Regions from separate parts of the Homo sapiens genome. Here region 2 is linked to region 1. A link is an interaction called in ENCODE POLR2A ChIA-PET data of the cell type or tissue named here. Cell type or tissue: PC-9. All regions are shown on one strand. Links, peaks and the distances in the headings refer to the core of each region. The heading gives the core; the rest is flanking DNA. Region 1 overlaps LOC107984219 (a long non-coding RNA gene). Region 2 overlaps EPC1 (enhancer of polycomb 1).

What was found. Peaks named below come from ENCODE experiments on the same cell type or tissue, not always from the same donor. Only the 100,000 strongest peaks of a DNase experiment are listed, where the experiment ranks them.
Region 2: POLR2A ChIA-PET joins it to region 1 with 15 read pairs; 2 of 35 experiments call an interaction of 5 or more read pairs at or near these places.

The regions. Positions count from the first base shown.
Region 1 is chr10:31,959,827-31,965,205 of GRCh38, forward strand. The region is part of intron 2 of LOC107984219 (a long non-coding RNA gene); the gene reads left to right. Among named protein-coding and RNA genes, the nearest start is that of ARHGAP12, 34 kb to the left of the region's middle. In PC-9, for the core only: no CTCF peak of the experiment used is centred there; DNase peaks (open chromatin) are centred at 2,095, 3,135 and 3,945; H3K4me3 peaks cover 1,874 bases; H3K27ac peaks cover 4,446 bases.
Region 2 is chr10:32,273,884-32,279,262 of GRCh38, forward strand. The region is part of intron 10 of EPC1 (enhancer of polycomb 1); the gene reads right to left. Among named protein-coding and RNA genes, the nearest start is that of EPC1, 71 kb to the right of the region's middle. In PC-9, for the core only: no CTCF peak of the experiment used is centred there; no DNase peak of the experiment used is centred there; H3K27ac peaks cover 339 bases.

The DNA.
Region 1 (5,379 bases), core at 212-5,211:
CTCTGATCCCTGCATTTCTCCTTTGCCTTAGCCCTCTTCTCCTTATTCTACTCTCAGTTATAAAAGACTGAGAAGGCTAATCTGAGGACCTTCTGCACAAGGTCACTAGTTCCAAGGCTAACTTTTGTAATTTCCTCCCAGTTCATTTTTAGACCCTCCTGCACAGGGTCACTGGTTCGAAGGCTGACTTTTGCAATTTCCTCCCAGTTCCTTTTTAGGCCAAACAGTATTACAAAGGAAAACTAGTTTTTTGTGTCAAGGTTGGTGGGAATCAAACTTTTCCCAGTTTGGGGGATGCATCCAAGGGGTGTGTCTTCTGGTATGGAGATGCAATTACCCGTTTGTGAAGAGAGAACAGAGGAGAAAAAAAGGGAAAGAGGAAAAAGAAGGCTTTTCGTCTACTTTCCTATTATCCTGAATGAGGCATCCCACGTGGTCCTTAGGGTTCCAGAATGAACCGGTCCTACCAAGTAGCCTTGGTTCCATCTTGTCACAATTACCTACTTGAGAAGAGAGGAGATACTAGAGTGAACCGTGGGCCCCCTGTTCATCCTTGGGGTTCTGGAATAACCGATCTTGCCATGTAACCCTAACCTTGCTTTCATCTCTGTTCTAACAGTAATCTGTTAGCCTGGGACCAACCTTCATCTCTGTCCTATGGGGCTCTTGCCCCTGCAGCCTTTGGCTCACCTATGTCCTTGTCTCCATGACCTTACAGTGACTCGCATTTGGAGCATTCTAGCAAAAAATGTGATTTTCTCTTTTCTCAGATTCCCATTTCCCATGTTCTTCCCTCCCGACTCCCTTTTAAATATGACCTTGAAGCACGTTGAGAAGGGTGTAGAAGTAATTAGAGAATGGAAGCTACAGGAGGAAGTGAGAGGAATACTCATGGAAAGCCTTCATATGCTTGCAAAAATAGCAGCCCTAACATTTATTTGCCCTCCTGTTTTGTTTTTTGTTTTGTTTTGTTTTGAGACAGAGTCTTGCTCTGTCGCCCAGACTGGAGTGCAGTGGTGTGATCTTGGCTCACTGCAACCTCCGCCTCCCGGGTTCAAGCAGTTCTTCTGCCTCAGCCTCCCAAATAGCTGGAATTACAGGTGTGCACCACTACACATGGCTAATTTTTGTATTTTTAGTAGAGACAGGGTTTCACCATGTTGGCCAGGCTGGTCCCGAACTCCTGACCTCGTGATCTGCCAGCCTCAGCCTCCCAAAGTGCTGGGATTACAGGTGTGAGCCACCGCGCCTGGCCCCATTTATTTGCCCTCTTGATGTAAAGTAGTAATCTCCGGAGGACTTGGGGCTTGGGGTAAGAACTTGCAAATGGCAAAGGAAGAATATCTTTTCCTCTCAGTGGAGTGCTAACTCAAAAAAGCCAATAGGTGGGATCCTTAAAGCGTCAGAGTGAGGCCCTATGCAGGTGGACAGACTACTTCAAAACCCACTGGAAAACTTGGCCCTGGGACATAACAGGAACAAAAAGCATGTGGTAAGTCAAGGAGCTGGCAGAGCTGGAGTTCCAATTAATGTCTGTCCTGGCCATGTGCCAGCAGACAGGGAAAGGGTTAGAGTCGTGGAAGCTGGTAGGGTAAGAACAAGTATAAATCTCGGGATATCTGCAAGGGAGCTCGTGTCTTTGCTGCCATGCAAACACAGTAAAAGCCACGGGCACACAAATAACAGGGAGTGTGTGTTTAAGAAGTCATGTGGCATGTGAAGTGAAAGCAAAGAGGCAGACTTGCCCCCAAGGCAGATGGTCCAGCAGGTGCACAAGGCCATTTCAAAACACACACACACATAAAAAAAAGAAGAATAGGCAGTGAGGGTTCTTAGTAAATTTTAGCTGAAAAAGAAGAAGAAACCTGACATTGTACAGTTTTAGGCTTTAGCCCTACCACTCTTGTGAGCCCCTTGTCCAGGAAAGCCATTAGTGCCTCAGCGTGAACCTCAAGGTACTTCCCACCCCTGTGAGCCACCAATCAGGGTGAGCTGAGCAATCAGCCCAGGGGAACAGAGTCACATATGGCCAAGAGGAATTGTTCTGGGGTTTGGTTAGTAAGCACGAGAGAAAAAGGAAGAAGAAAATTGTGTACGGAGGTTGAATGCCTCCAGGCAGAGAAGGCAGGGCATAGAGATGTCTTACCACAAGGGAACGTATCTGAGTCATGCAGCATCAAAGTATGTGAGCAGTGGAAGTTATCAGAATCAATTGGCACCAAAATATGTTAGTAGCAGAATGTATCCCAGTCATGGCACCAAATCGTGTTACTGGCGGCAAATCCTTATGGGTCTGCAGCAGCCTCAGTTCTTGCCTCCTCAGAAGAAAGAATTATAATTTTTTTTTTTTTTTTTTTTTTTTAGATAGAGTTTTGCTCTGTCACCCAGGCTGTAGTGCAGTGGCATGATCTTGGCTCCCTGCAACCTCTGCCTCCCAGGTTCAAGCGATTCTCCTGCCTCAGCCTCCCAAGTAGCTGAGATTACAGGCACCCATCACCATGCCTAGCTAATTTTTGTATTTTTAATAGAGACAGGCTTTCACCATGTTGGCCAGGCTGGTCTCAAACTCCTGACCTCGGGTGATCCACCTGCCTTGGCCTCCCAAAGTGCTGGGATTACAGACGTGAACCACCACACCCGGCCAAAAGAAAGGATTTGACTGAGGGGCAGAAGGCAGAAGGAGAGACTGGGGCAAGTTTTAGAGCAGGAGTGAAAGTTTATGAAAAAGCTTTAGAGCAGGAACAAAAGGAAGGAAATACACTTGAAAGAGGGCCAAGCAGGCAACTTGAAAGACAAGTACACAGTTTGACCTTTTGACTTGGGGTTTTATACATTGGTGTACTTTTGGGGTCTTACGTTCCTTTTCCCCTTATTCTTCCCTTGGGGTGGGCTGTCCACATGTGCAGTGGCCTGCAAGCACTTGGGAAATGAGCATGTGCAGTGTGTAGTGGAGTTGTACACATGCTCACTTGAGACATTCTTCCCTTACTAGTGGAATGTCCCTGGAAAGTCATATACCAGTTCATCTCTGATATTTTGCCTCTTAATATGCATGCTTGAGCCCACCCACTGAACTCCTGAGATCTTATTGGGAATCTGCTGATCACCAGTTTCAAGTGTTTCTATCTATTGGGAGACTGCCTTTCCCTGGTGCTCGCTGTGACCAATTACTATTTTAGAGAGACAGTGTGACAACTGCCTCCCAACACCTGATAGTCACCTGACATTCCTATCAGGGGAGTGCCCTCTCCTGCTCTGCTCATGCCTCACTAGCTATGTACTGTAACAGTATGTCAGGGGCCTTTGGTGGGACTCTGAGACTTGCTAGCTTCAGGTAAACCTCAGCACATTCCTAGCTGTGATGGCTATGAGATGAGACTCCTTCTGCTTTAGAGAAGCAGAGGGGAAAGTAAAGAGGACTTTGTCTTGCACCTTAGGTACCAGGTTGGCCGCAGAGGGATAGAGCAACAAGCAGGCTCTTGGAGTCCCTGATTCCAGAACTTGCCTCTTGGACAGCATTTCTGGACCTGCCTGGGGCCAGACGGGAGTTCACTGGTCTGAAGGGTGAGTCCCAGGCCAGGCAGCATTCACCATATGCTGATTGAAGAGCCCTTGAACCATAAGGGAACATCAGCAGTAGTCTGGCAGTACTCCTTGTGGGCCTGTGGTGGCACTGGCCGTGGGGTGAGGCTCCTCTCCTATTGGAAAGGGGAGGGAAGAGTGGGAAGGACTGCATCTTGTGGTTTGAGTGTCAGTTCAGTTGCAATACAGTAGAACACCAGGTAGACTTCTGAGGTTTTTGACTCTACTCCTTAGCTCCTGGATGGCATCTAGACCTGCCTGGGGACTGGGGGAACTTGCCACTCTGAAGGGAGAGACACAGGCCTGGCTGGCTTTCCCACATGCTGATTGTAGAGCCCCAGGCTGTGAGTGAACATAGGCCATAGCCACGGAATGGTTACAGCAGGCCTTAGGAAAGACTCAGTGCTGTGCTGGCTTTAGCTCTAATCCAGCACAGTCATACCTGATGGCCACAGAGGTGCTTGTATTAGTCCACCCCAAGCTTCAGATGGCTCAGAATAGAGAGACACTCTGCTTGTCTGGGAGAAAGTAAAGGGAGAGAACAAGAGTCTCTGCCTGGTAAATCTTATCCAAGAACATCAGGTAGTAACTCTACAAGTCTGCAAGAATCATAGTGTTACTGAACTTATATTGTCCCTAAAGCAGATACAGCTTAGATCACAGCACCCAAGTTCTTTCAATTATCTGGAAAGCCTTCCCAAGAAGCACGGGTACAAACAAGCTCAGACAGTGAAGACTGCAATAAATACCTAATTCTGCAATGCCCAGACACAAACAAACATCTGAAAGTATTAAGACAATCCAGGAAAATAGGCCCTCACCAAGTGAATGAAATAAGACACCAGGGGCCAATCCTGGAGAAACAGATATATGACCTTCCAGACAAAGAATTCAAAATAACTGTTTTGAGGAAACTCAAAGAAATTCAAGGTAACCCAGAGAAGGGATTCAGAATTCTATCAGATTAATTTAACAAAGAGATTGAGATAATTTAAAAGACTCAAGCAGAAATTCTGGAGCTGGGCCACGTGTGGTGGCTCATGCCTATAATCCCAGCACTTTGGGAGGCCAAGGCGGGCAGATCACTTTAGCCCAGGAGTTTGAGACCAGTCTGGGCAACGGGGTGAAACCCTGTCTCTACTAAAAATACAAAAATTAGCCAGGTATGGTGGCGGATGCCTGTAATCCTGGATACTCAGAAGGCTGAGGCGGGAAATTGCTTGAACCTGGTAGGCGGAGTTTGCAGTGAGCCGAGATTGCGCCACTGCACCCCAGCCTGGGCGACAGAGTAAATCCAGGATTTCCTCTCCAAGCAGTGAGTAAATGTCATCTATGTAAGTACTCGTTATTCCTGTTGTTGACTTGATTTACACAGAAAAAAAAATCGTACCTGAAAAATACATTTAAGATGAATTTGTAACTTGAGGAATAATATTGAGAATTTATTAAAGCTTTTAGCCCAATGTCTGTGTTTTTGATCTAGCTATTGTTTTACAATCATATAATCTTATGCACATGGACCCTGGAGCCAGACTGTGGCTCTTATCTAAATTTTACCACTTATTAGCTGAATGTCCTTGAGCAAGTTATGCAACCTCTCTGGCCACAGCTCCTCATCTTTAAAATAGAAATAATAAAATTACCTATCTTATAGGGTTGTTTGAGGATTAAATAATTTGTTTTGAACAGTGCCTGGCAGAGAGTAAATGCTATCTATGTAAGTAATCATTATTCCTGTTGACTTGATTTACATAGAAAAAAAATTGTACCTGAAAAATAAATTTAAAATTGATTTTT
Region 2 (5,379 bases), core at 291-5,290, 310 kb after region 1:
GTTAAGGTTAATTAATTTTCCCCACCCAATTAACCCACCTGGAAAAAATCCAGTCAATAAGAACGGAGTTGTTTATGTTGATTTACTGTACAGAATGATGTCTGAGGAAAGACACTGTGTTATGCTACTTATGTTTGTCTATGGAGAGCTCAGTTCTAAAAAAAACAAACAAAAAAATGTTCATTTATTACCCCCCCAAAAAAGTGTGTGCAGTTTTTAAAAAGGAAACCTTTTTCTCTTTTTTGCCAATTAAAAAAAAAAAAAGCACATACAATCACAATACCTCTGATTTTAAAGGCGTCTTTAAGAAGCCTGTGATGTTTGAGTAAGAATTATTTTAAAACAAAAAAAGATTTATCATGCATCCCTGGCTACCAGGGAATCTATAAATCATGCACATTTCCTCAATCTAAAGTTTAATGTTTTCAAAATACTGTCACCTAATTTGTTGTTTAACTTCAGTTTGATAATTTAGTTAGAATATCACTTCAAGTTTTATACTTTTCACTTATATAACTCATGAAGAATCTTTCTTTATCCTCCAGGATATACTTTCTGCCTGGTACAACTAGAAAATTAGGTTAGGTACAAATTCTGCCATGTTTTGAATGGATCAGAAAATTGTGAAATAATATTCAAGAAAACCTAATAAGTTATTAGTATCTACACAGGTTCTTATACTTGAGTTGAACTAAGTTCTTGGGCTATAAGGGCAAAAAATGTTGGAAATTGGTTTTCTTATTTTCTGTGTGTGTTAAAATCTGTTTAGTTGATATCTTCCCTTTGATGAGCTCCTTTTCCTACTATGTTCGTAATTCACAAATCTGCAATCTGTAGAAAAGATTTTTATTGATAATAGAATGCTCCCTAAATATTGACATAAAAATAACTGTCAACATGATCATTTCCATATAAACAGAAATGTGTTATACCAAAACTTGAAGAAAATCTAAAAAAGTCAATGCTGCCCTCAAATAATTTCATAGTTAATATTTCTCATGTTTAAAAAAAATCCACGAAAATTATTTAAATGTAAGAATCCTTGACTCACTAGATACTTTTGCCAATATATTTGTGAGATTTACAGTTTAATTTCCTAAGTTTGAGTGTTTTGCCTAAGCCTTGGCTTTTCTAGTAGGGAATGCTCAGTAAATTTAAAAGCAAACAAACCATTTTTGGAAGGTCAGGTCATCACATATATAGAAAAACAATAATTTAGCATTCACTGAATGTCTATGTATTAAAGTCCATATATATGAAAGAAAGTATTCTTTTGTAGAACTTTGCTGGCGTGTGTGTTTAATTAAACATTTATCAATAGCTAATTAGAAATCAATGTGAATAAAGTCCAAATATTTTTGCCTTATTTAACATCTTAATCCTGAGTCTTTGAAGATCTTGTGAATTTCACTTCTTAACAACTGTTAACTTCTTCCTAATACAGACTTGGAAATAAAAATGCAATCAAGGCCAGGCGCGGTGGCGCACGCCTGTAATCCCAACACTTTGGGAGGCCGAGGTGGGTGGATCACGAGGTCAGGAGTTCGAGACCAGCCTGGGCAAGATGGTGAAACCCCGTCTCTATTAAAAATGCAAAAGTTGGCTGGGCGCGGTGGCTCACGCCTGTAATCCCAGCACTCTGGGAGGCCGAGGTGGGCAGATCATTAGGTCAGGAGATTGAGACCATCCTGGCTAACACAGTGAAACCCCATCTCTACCAAAAAAAAAAAACAAAAAAAAAATTAGCCGGGCGTGGTGGCACGTGCCTGTAGTCCCAGCTAGTTGGGAGGCTGAGGCAGGAGAATGGTGTGAACCCGGGAGGCGAAGCTTGCAGTGAGCCGAGATCGCGTCACTGCACTCCAGCCTGGATGACAGAGCAAGACTCCTTCTAAAAAAAAAAAAAGGAAAAAGCAAAAATTAGCTGGGTGTGGTAGTCCCAGCTACTCAGGGGGCTGAGGCAGGAGAATCGCTTGAACCCGGGAGGTGGAGGTTGCAGTTAGCTGATATCACACCATTGCACTCTAACCTGGGTGACAGAGTGAGACTCCGTCTCATAAAAAAAAAAAAATGCAATCAACATTTTAGATTACTATGTTAGCCTATTTGTTAGATATTGCTGTCTTCTACAGAGTCTAGTTATGAAATTTTTCCTGGACACTTTTGGCAAATAGTCTAGGAGAAATGCACAGAGCAACCCTTAAGCTGTAAGTGGTGGTAATAATAACTATGGTCTAGGGGCCAAAAGACCTTGACATTCTTAGTCCTCAGCTCTATCATAATTAGCTGAGTATTCCTGAGAAAGTAAATCTTTTGGGACTCTGTCTTCATCTAAAATGAGAAAGACAGGCTGGGCGCAGTGGCATACGCCTGTAATCCCAGCACTTTGTGATGCCGAGGCAGGTTGATCACCGGAGGTCAGGAATTTGAGACCACCCTGACCAACATGGTGAAACCCCGTCTCTACCAAAAATACAAAAACTTAGCCAGGCGTGGTGGCACATGCCTGTAATCCCAGCTACTCGGGAGGCTGAGGCACGAGAATCGCTCGAATCCAGGAGGCAGAGGTTGCAGTGAGCCGAGACCGCACCACTGCACTCTGGCCTGGGCCACAGAGCAAGACTTCATCTTAAAAATAAATACATAAATAAATAAAATGAGAATGAGATTAAATTAGGTGATCATTAAGGTCCTCTTCAGCTATGAGATGCTAAGGTTTTATATTCTTCTGAGAAATAAAGTTCAATTCCTAAAGAAGGTCCCAGTGTGAATGAGTAGAAAAACCTGTACCAAGGTAGTAAATATGGGCAAAAGAAATCTGAACCTCAGGTCATGATACCATTATAACCTGAAAGTCTAACCAAATGCTAAATGGAAATAAGACAAAAATGACCATGCTCACCCTCTCTAAATGTCTATGAATGGATTGAGATATCAAGGTAGAACATTTTTAGGTTGTATGTCTACCTCCTGATATGGTATGAGAATCAAGTTTGTAATTCCCACAAAGGTGGACAAGATGGTTGTTGTTGACAGATGACCAAACCTACAGTCAGAATCCTTTCACAAAACCAAAAAATTTTGAGGTCAGGAAGGACTCTTAGAGATTGTAGGATTTCTTCCTACAACCTCATCTAGAGATGAAGAAACTTCTGAGGTCACACATATGTAACAGTGGAAGGAAAAGAGAACCCCAAAGCAATGAGATTTTAAATTGAAAAATAGACAAAAATTCTTGGATTTAATATTTACAAGAAATCTATCTTCTGAGGTACCAACAATATGAATCAAGTGCTTAAAAAGCCCACACACATAGAGCACCTGACAAACAAGGGTCTACGCAAGGAGAATCCTATGTGTGGGACAGGATTAAAAGCTCCAAATATTTAACCAGGAACGGGATTAGGAAAGGAAGCATGATAGGACTTCAACTGGGTGAAGGCCATTATGATGCTGAAGGGGGAGCAAACTCACTCGGTATGCTTCCATGAGCAAACCAGGGACCTGCAGGTTTTAATTTAAGAAGGCAGTTTTTGGTTCAATACATAGACAAACTTTCTAACCAAGATCCTCAAACAACTCAATCTAGAAAGTTGTTGAATTTAGCTTCACTAGAAATACTTAGGCAGAAGTAGAAACTACCTTTGTTTTGGTAGCTTCTAAGTAACCAATTTTCTTGGGCAGAAATTTTTTTTTTGAGACAGGGTCTCACTCTGTTGCCTAAGCTGGAGTGCAGTGGTGTGATCTGGGCTCACTGCAGCCTTGACCTCCTTGGGCTCAACTGATCCTCCCACCTCAGCCTCCCAAGTAGCTCTAGCTCGGACTACAGGCGAGCATCACTATGCCTGGCTAATTTTTGTATTTTTTTGTAGAGATGGGTGTTTCACCATGTTGCTCAGGCTGGTCTTGAACTCCTTAGGCTCAAGCAATCCACCTGCTTTGGCCTCCCAAAGTGCTGGGATTACAGACATGAGCCACTGCGCCCGGCCTAAGACTCTCTGAGTCCATTTGTACTAAAGGGAAGCCATGGTATGGTACACCAGCAGCTGGAACAGCCTATAGTTCAGACTGCTGCTCTGTGCACTGCACTCTTATAGCTAAAGGTGATCAACTGAGATGATCAAAGGAGTGCAGCTGAGGGGAAAGTGATGGGTGCTAAGGAAACATTCAGCCGTGAAAGATGGAGTTTAGATTACCAAAATGTACACTTTTTTTTTTTGAGAGGGAGTCTCGCTCTGTTGCCCAGGCCTCCCGGGTTCAAGCGATTCTCCTGCCTCAGCCTCTCAAGTAGCTGGGATTACAGGCGTGTGCCACCACACCAGGCTAATTTTTGTATTTTTAGTAGAGACGGAGTTTTCGCCATGTTTGCCAGGCTGGTCTTGAACTCCTGCCCTCAAGTGATCCACCTGCCTTGGCCTCCCAAAGTGCTGGGATTATAGGCGTGAACCACAGCACCTAGCCCCTCAAAATGTATACTTTGGTTTTTTTTTGTTTTTTTTTTTTTGTTTTTTTTTTTTTTGAGACGGAGTCTCGCTCTGTCGCCCAGGCTGGAGTGCAGTGGCAGGATCTCGGCTCACTGCAAGCTCCGCCTCCCGGGTTCACGCCATTCTCCTGCCTCAGCCTCCCAAGTAGCTGGGACTACAGGCGCCCGCCACTACGCCCGTCTAATTTTTTGTATTTTTAGTAGAGACGGGGTTTCACCGTTTTAGCCGGGATGGTCTCGATCTCCTGACCTCGTTACTTTGTTTTTAATAACAAAACCAAAAGTAACCCCAAATGCCTAAAGACCCTGAATTAGAAATTTCTTTTAGTACACAGGCCAAACATTATTTTAATATAAAACAAAAGGTAAAATGATTCTTCAGGTAGTTATTAAAGTATGATCTCCTAATTAGTGAGATTGAGTTGACAGGGTTCACGAGCCTTATCAGCCATCTAGCAATCTAATTTGAAAACCAAAGTTTGTTTTAATTCATTTGTTGGCAAACTATGACCAGACCTGACCTCATCTGGCCGTGAATGACTGAACATGAGATTATTTGCAGTCAAATATTCCTCTTAGTGTGAATATTCTTGCATTTTATTATATGACTATAGAACTATTAATGTATTTTACTACAGGTGCTACTCCAGACTCTGCTACAGATGTTATATAATAATCCACCTTCTATAGTAAAAAAAATTCTGAGGCTGGGCGCAGTGGCTCACGCCTGTAATCCCAGCGTTTTGGGAGGCTGAGGCAGGCGGATCACAAGGTCAGGAGTTCGAGACTGCCTGGCCAATATGGTGAAACCCCGTCTCTACTAAAAAATACAAAAATTAGCCAGGCGTGGTGGCACGCACCTGTAGTCCCAGCTACTCGGGAGGCTGAGGTGGGAGAAT